Regions from separate parts of the Homo sapiens genome. Here region 1 is linked to region 2. A link is a contact called in ENCODE Hi-C data. All regions are on one chromosome and are shown on one strand. Each heading gives the region's core, a stretch centred on a gene start or an enhancer-like site at or near the end of the contact. The rest is flanking DNA. Distances are from core to core; before and after follow the strand shown. Region 1 has its middle 85 kb from the start of LINC02240. Region 2 has its middle 400 kb from the start of LINC01170.

The links. A loop is a pair of places that touch in the nucleus more often than their neighbours do. Pooled maps may share reads with other maps.
Region 1: a pooled map shows a loop between it and region 2 (15-fold over the local background). The contact joins two enhancer-like sites. A Hi-C loop is called at or near these places in 8 of 37 single-sample maps with no recorded cell type and 4 of 50 pooled maps.

Annotation. Positions count from the first base shown.
Region 1 is chr5:125,407,071-125,410,411 of GRCh38, reverse strand. No RefSeq gene overlaps it. Among named protein-coding and RNA genes, the nearest start is that of LINC02240, 85 kb to the left of the region's middle. Within about 2 kb of position 1,616, at least 8 of the 41 ENCODE cell types and tissues checked have a DNase peak (open chromatin) inside an H3K27ac peak, as active enhancers do.
Region 2 is chr5:124,033,505-124,036,885 of GRCh38, reverse strand. No RefSeq gene overlaps it. Among named protein-coding and RNA genes, the nearest start is that of LINC01170, 400 kb to the left of the region's middle. RefSeq lists an enhancer at 1,548-1,597. Within about 2 kb of position 1,790, at least 2 of the 41 ENCODE cell types and tissues checked have a DNase peak (open chromatin) inside an H3K27ac peak, as active enhancers do.

The DNA of each region.
Region 1 (3,341 bases), core at 367-2,866, 1.4 Mb before region 2:
AAACTTACGCGTGTAACAGCACTAGCCTGAGACAAACCTGGCTCCTTCTGTTTCATTTTTAATACACTCTGTTTGGGTCCTATCACATGGTTTGTGTTCAATTAGATAGCTTGACTCGATAAAATCTGACTCTGACCCAGAAAAAAAGGAGAGAGAGAGACTGCTCCTGACTCCTGCTTAAGCTTTTGCAGGCACTGTGACCTGTTTATGTCAATGGTAAAGTTTAAGAGATTCCTATCACAGAACCACATCATCTTCTGGGATCTTAAAAATACAGAAAGCACTCGAGGACCCTGGCCCTCCTTTGTCACTGCAAAGCCCTTCAGTGCTGTAAATCAGTCCTCATTGGGAGCTCTTATACACCAGCCGTCACCGATAAGCTTTGGAGAAGTAGACAAGGCTTTTAGGAATTGCTGAACCATGAAGTTGACCTGCTTAGGGTTTTGTTGTAGGCTATTAAATCCGGGATGGCCGTTTTAAGATGATTCCGCTTTCTTTTTCCCTTGGCCTGGTTAAGCAACTCTACCCCCACCTCATTATTTGACTGATTAAAAAAAAAAATCAGAATGGAGCAACCTGCTGTTTAAGAATACTACCTTCACACATCAATTTAATGAGAGTGACTTATGCTGACGTAGTTTACGGGCTCAAGCAACTTGACGCTAATTTTGCAGCTAAGAAAAGATTTACTAACTGTACATACTGCTCTGCTTTTGTTGGCAAGGGTACCACGATTCTTTTCTCCAAAAACAAACTCTAAATCTTTTGTAAACATGCATTATTTGGTTAACACATTGTAAATGGATCCCAGTTGTGCAGCACAAGCACTGTTCACTATTATGTAAACAATTATTCACTGAAAGCCTTGCTTTAAATTGTAAATGAATATATTTCAGCTGTAACATTGCTTTCAGACCTGCCCAGTGGTATAAATCTGGTCATTTGTTTTTTGCACTCTGCCTATTACTAACCGGTTAGAAATGTGCTGATTATTTGCACAAGCCTTTCACACTGCGGGCACAGTTAAATTGCTGTTTTATTTTTCCTGTGTTTGATGAGTGTTAACAGGAGCGCCATTTGAGGAAACCCAAACCAAATACAGCTCTTTAATTGGGGTTGGAGTGTTTGGGAAAAGCCACCCGGTGAGTAATTCCACTGTTTAATGTTTGAAAGTTCATCCACCTCACTATAGGACTTATGACAAGATTAATTAAAGGGAGTTAACAAAAATGCAGGGCTTTGCTCAGCCAACCAGAATAGCTTGAAATACGGCGCACTCACTTGCAGGGATGTAGATTATTTGGTGCAAGGTCTAATTCCCAACTCTCTCCTTTAAACTCCTGTCATTGCCAAATAGCTCCATTTTAAATTCAGTATCTCTTCAAGAAAGCACAATCTGGAGAAAAAAATATGACAGAGGTATCTCATTGGGCCCCTGTGACTTCCTTTGCTCACAGGGTACGCCCAGTGGCTGATGAAAGTTTCAGCTGACTCAGAAAGCCTTGTCTTTTTATTTCCCCCTAAACAGTCAATGATTCATTTTTAATGTTTCCCCACCTCTTGTGGTTTAATTGGGTTTCAGTAGTGTGCTGATCTGCAGAGCTTGGAAGACAGAAATAATGACCTTGGATGATCTCATTGGTGTGCACCAGAACAAGTGTAGTTTTATTGAGCTCTGTTGCTAGAACTGCAAAACTGTATGTTCATTAACTTAGACAGTGCTGACCTTAGATCAAGCCTAGGATAATGGGAAAAGCCCCAGATTCCAGCCCTGGATTTGCTCCTGACTTTGCACACTCATTTTACCTCTGTGAGTCTTGCCTGTGGCATAGCCGGGTTGGATGGCACCATCCTTATTGTTCCTTCTGAAACTGAAATTCTCAGATACCTGCAGTGCATAATTCTACCTGCTCTTTCACATCTATAAATAAATAAAAGAGGAAGACTCAGTGATCAAAAGATATGGTGTTTAATAGCTAAAAGGACGAGGCTTTTTATTTCCACATTGAACATTAGAAAGGGGATCTGCAGTTTTTTTTGTTACTGAAAATTCTGTAGAATTCAGGTAGAATAGGTATGCTTCCTTCTGTGGCTATTCTTTGCAACTTAAATGACTATACTATCCTTAAGTAAACCACACAAGAAATACTTTGTAGATCTACAATGGTTTGTAATTATATTATTTATAATTTGTTTAATATACTTTCCCTTATAGTGAACAGGACTCATGCTACCTTTTTCTTCCTAATAATCTACTTATTCAGATAGTCTATTTTGCATATTACATTCAATTTAGGTTGAAAGAATGAAAGTAATGTGCACATCAATAAATGGCTGTGAAAATTAAGATAGAAGACTTTTTTGTCTTCTCTGAAACTTTCTCTTTTCTAGATACTGATGCAAGTTATCACTAATGACAAATTGGAATCATAAGCCTTGAGTACAAAAAGTCCATTTAAGGACAATTATGAGCTTTGTCATAATGGAAAATACAGGCATTGATTTCTTTTCCTCTGCTAAACACAGTTTTCTAAAGAAGAAACAGTCAGTCTCCTGTAGCATTTCTCTTACCTATATATATGTGTTCGATAGGCAGTTCCACAGAACAAATGGAAATATTTTTTAATTACATATGTTTTAGTTAGAAACACACTTGGAATTTTTTTAAATTGTAGTTTGTAATAGTCCTGAGTCCTGGTAGTTGGTTTATTTTAAAATGTAGATGTTACACCAAATTGAAATATTAGCAGTGCTTTATTTTACCTGCTTCCCTATCTGCCCTGCCTTTCATCCAGTGCTTCCAAGAGAAATACACATTTCACACTGCTCACAGTTCTAACATTTTCTTTGCCTATTTCTGACTTCTGACCTTGTCCAGACAGATAACCATGCTATGATGACTTTACCTTTCCACTCTCTACTTTATAACACCATGTCTAGGAATGCCCCAGTTAAAAGAAGGAGCCACTGATTCAGGCCAAATGTGTGGAATATTGATAAAGTCCATTCAGAATTGAAAAGTGTGCAGGGTTGCTCACAATGACCTTCTTAGAAACACATTAAGGATGTACAAGTGTTTCTGGTCTTTATTATGGTCTTGGCTATTTATATTATACAAGGACAGACTTCGTCTGACTGGTTTTTGCTATCAAACTTTCACGTTTATTTCAATAAATGGTCACTTAAATACCTGAAAGAGTTCAAGTAAGTTTTTACATCAGTATGTGGAACGAGTGCAAAGCATTCAAATAGTCTACTATGCCCAAGTCGAGACTTTTCTGCTGTTGTCAATGAGTCCATATAATCTAGCTGAAAAATATTCTGAGCATTTTCCTGAGCAG
Region 2 (3,381 bases), core at 541-3,040:
CATTTACAGGTTTTGTTTTTCAAGTAGGTTTTTGTTTCTACAAGTTTCCAACACTGTAGAAACAAAGAAAGGTGATCAAAGAAGTATATTCTCTGTAATTTCTTCTAAATATGCCAAAAACATCTCTATTTTTGCCAAAAAAATCTCTATTTTTAGGTGTTATCTAGGGCTTGCCTTAGGCTTAGAGTTTTCTTTATTTCTTTAACAATGGCTTGCAAGACAGAAAGAACTAGTTTAATTTCTTTGAAGAATAATTTTCATAATGGGAAGGTTTTCCCCACAGAAAATTTGGAAAACTCACTCCCAGCAGACATAAGGCTTTTTTAAACAAAAGTTACAAAACTTTGGATAGCTCACTGGGTAGAGGACAAGATAATGAATCTGAAGCTCTTTCTGGGATTTTTATTTTCTTTCTAGAAGACATAGTAACATCACAGATGCTGATGCAAAACCTGGCACCTGAGAGATTACTGAATGTATGTCCAATAAACAAACGTATAATGAGAAAACATTCAGTAAATGAACACCTACAGTTTATCTCTTGCCACTGTCACCTTCTAGGGACCTAGTCTCTTTATTAGGAAAAACAGGTGATAATTCAGAGGACATTCCTGCTGAAATAAAGAATCTCTGATAGACGTGTTGCTGGCTAGTTGCCCTTCCTATGTGCACATGTGATAACCTGTCCTTGTACTTGTCATGGCTGTTTAGCTTCTCTGCTTCACTAGAATATACAGGGAGAAACAGCTTAGGATGTGATACAATACATACATATTGGATGGCATAGTGACCCATCTCTCCTAAAGCTTGTAGTCATAAACTGTGAATTTATTTTTCTATCTTGAAAAATGTACACATTTTTTAGACTTAGTTGAAGACATCATGAATGTGTTTCATAATTAATATAGCTTATTTCATCCATTTTTCACATAGTTATTACACTTTCAATGCTATAATTCTTTTCATCTGATATACTGGGGCACCATATTGAAACTTATTAAGTGGACAGGGGTTAAAGAGAGGGTATGAGATCGAACTTATGGGGACTCCCCATTTCTAGAACTTCCTGAGGGTATTCTCATCTTTTAAATACCCCAAAGCCTATAGCAAAATCAGTGCCCATTAAATATTTGTTGGATTAGTTAATTAATATTTTTTAAAACAGGGTGAAATGGATTACAGAAAAGATTTTTTAAATTGAGGGCAAGGCATCGCTTTAGCAAGGCTTTTCTAGGACTTGTCTTTGTGGATAAAACCCATTTGGTAATTGCTCAGCTCTCTCCTTAATTTCATCTCTAAAGACAGAGTCAGAGTCCTCAGGAATATTATACTGATTATTAATATTTGCTTAAGTATTTCCACTAAATATAAAGTAGATAATGACAGTGGAAATACATGGACATAGTTTTGATTGGTAAATAGAAAATGATTCTGTTATTATTTCCCATGCTAGTAAATTAAATCTATCTTTTGGAGACCAGCTACATCTCTTGCTATGAAAATTTTCTTAGTATTCTTTTTATCAGGGTCGACTTAAAAGGCATTGCCAGATTTCTATGCAGACTAAAATACATACACTGATGTATTTTTCTAATGTGAGTGAACAAGTGAATGCAAAATAGGGAAATTCAGTAACTAACATGATAAAGTGGTGAAACCATGAAAAACACCAGATTGGAAAAAATAGCTGAGCGGGGGTTTTCAGTTCCCTTAACAACCAAGTAGGCAACTTGATTAATGGTGCAGATTGCAGGCAATTCAGTGACCACCTGAATGAACATAAGCAGAGCATAATCACCTGACAAATAGTGGCCCGAACGTTCTGCTTTTGAAATGAGAACTGAGTAAAACTCACATCCTAGCTGAACCAAATCACCCGGCAGCCTCAAATTAGACACGTATAGAAAGAAGTTTTTAAAGTTTCTAAAACATAGTCTAAAATATAGTACTGATTTACATTATCAAAAAGCAAATTAAGAATATGTCTACTTGTAAATAAGGAGTTCAGAGTGGGAAAATAGAGAAATATTCTCATTAGATTATTGCCCTCTTTCCCAGAAATAGATGAAAGACTTCAATTCTACATCAGGATCACTATTTCTATAATCTATAGTTGTTGTTTCTTTTGTTCCATTTTTATGTTCTCAACCATTTATCAACAGCTAAAGAGACCTATTAATCATTTTCTCTAACTGCTACACTTCATAGTGTATCAATTGTAGTCTTGAAATAAAAATAAGATAAATGATTTGGCATGAATTGTGGCCTGATGAACCAAGAACAAAGATCTGACACATGGTAGATCTAAAATTCCTGCCTTATGTTTAAAATGCGCACTTACTAGACTCTTCTGATTTGCCATTTCCTTCCTATTGGCATTCGGAAAGAAGTGCAGATTATAGAATAGGGAAGTTGAATCCAAATTAAATTGCATAGTGCTTGTAAAACGAGAATAAATGTGCCCAGTAACAGTAACACTATTCTTTTTTCTGTCTTTCAGTCTTTCATAAAGGAAGTACCAAATCTTGCCCATACAGGGTACATCACAATTATTATTGATCTTATGTATGAGGCAGGCTTCTCTGCAAGGTTACACAGCACCATGGGATGAATGATAACATTTTACTGAGTGACCAAGGGCTTTTAGTAAAGCCGGTGTTTTGTCTGAGTAAGCCCAGAAAGGAATATGTTAATATAAAAACCTTTAGAAAGATTACTGTTTATAGGTATTAAATGGGCAGTAAAATGATTAGGAGACGTCTAAAAATGTGAAAGAAGAAACATGATGTAGTTAATTTATAATGTTTAACATATGAGAGACTATGTTTTGATCCTGATTTGTGCAGAGGGCCAAACAATTGCCCAATGCAAGTGTAACTTTCTAGTGTACAGACCTGGGTCACAGAGGGCCAAAACAGGGCTGTCATTTTATTATTCCCTTGATATTTTAGTATGCAACTGACAAATACATTTATGACCACTCCCTGCCCTGTACCCACGCATTGTCAGTAATATTGCCAGGAGATTATGACCTTGGTTCTCACTGTGCCCATACAGCTTCAGCATTCTTCCCAACACACTCCTATTTAATCAGGATCAGCATAGGCTTGAGGGATCAATCCCTGATTATTTATTGTGATGTGGAGCAGCTAATTCTGTATGCCTTTTTTTTCTCATCTTTTAAAAGGCTAAGAGAGGATATAATAAAATAAATAATAAAATAACTATCATATGCAAACTGCATGTATTCAGTATTTGCTCAGGAACACAGAAGCTCTCTCTGCACTCTGGGTATAAGTGGTTTTAATATAACCATTAGGGGCTTACATGTGAAGAACTGGGGAGGTGAAGATCAAAAGAGCCACCCCTGATAATCTCAGC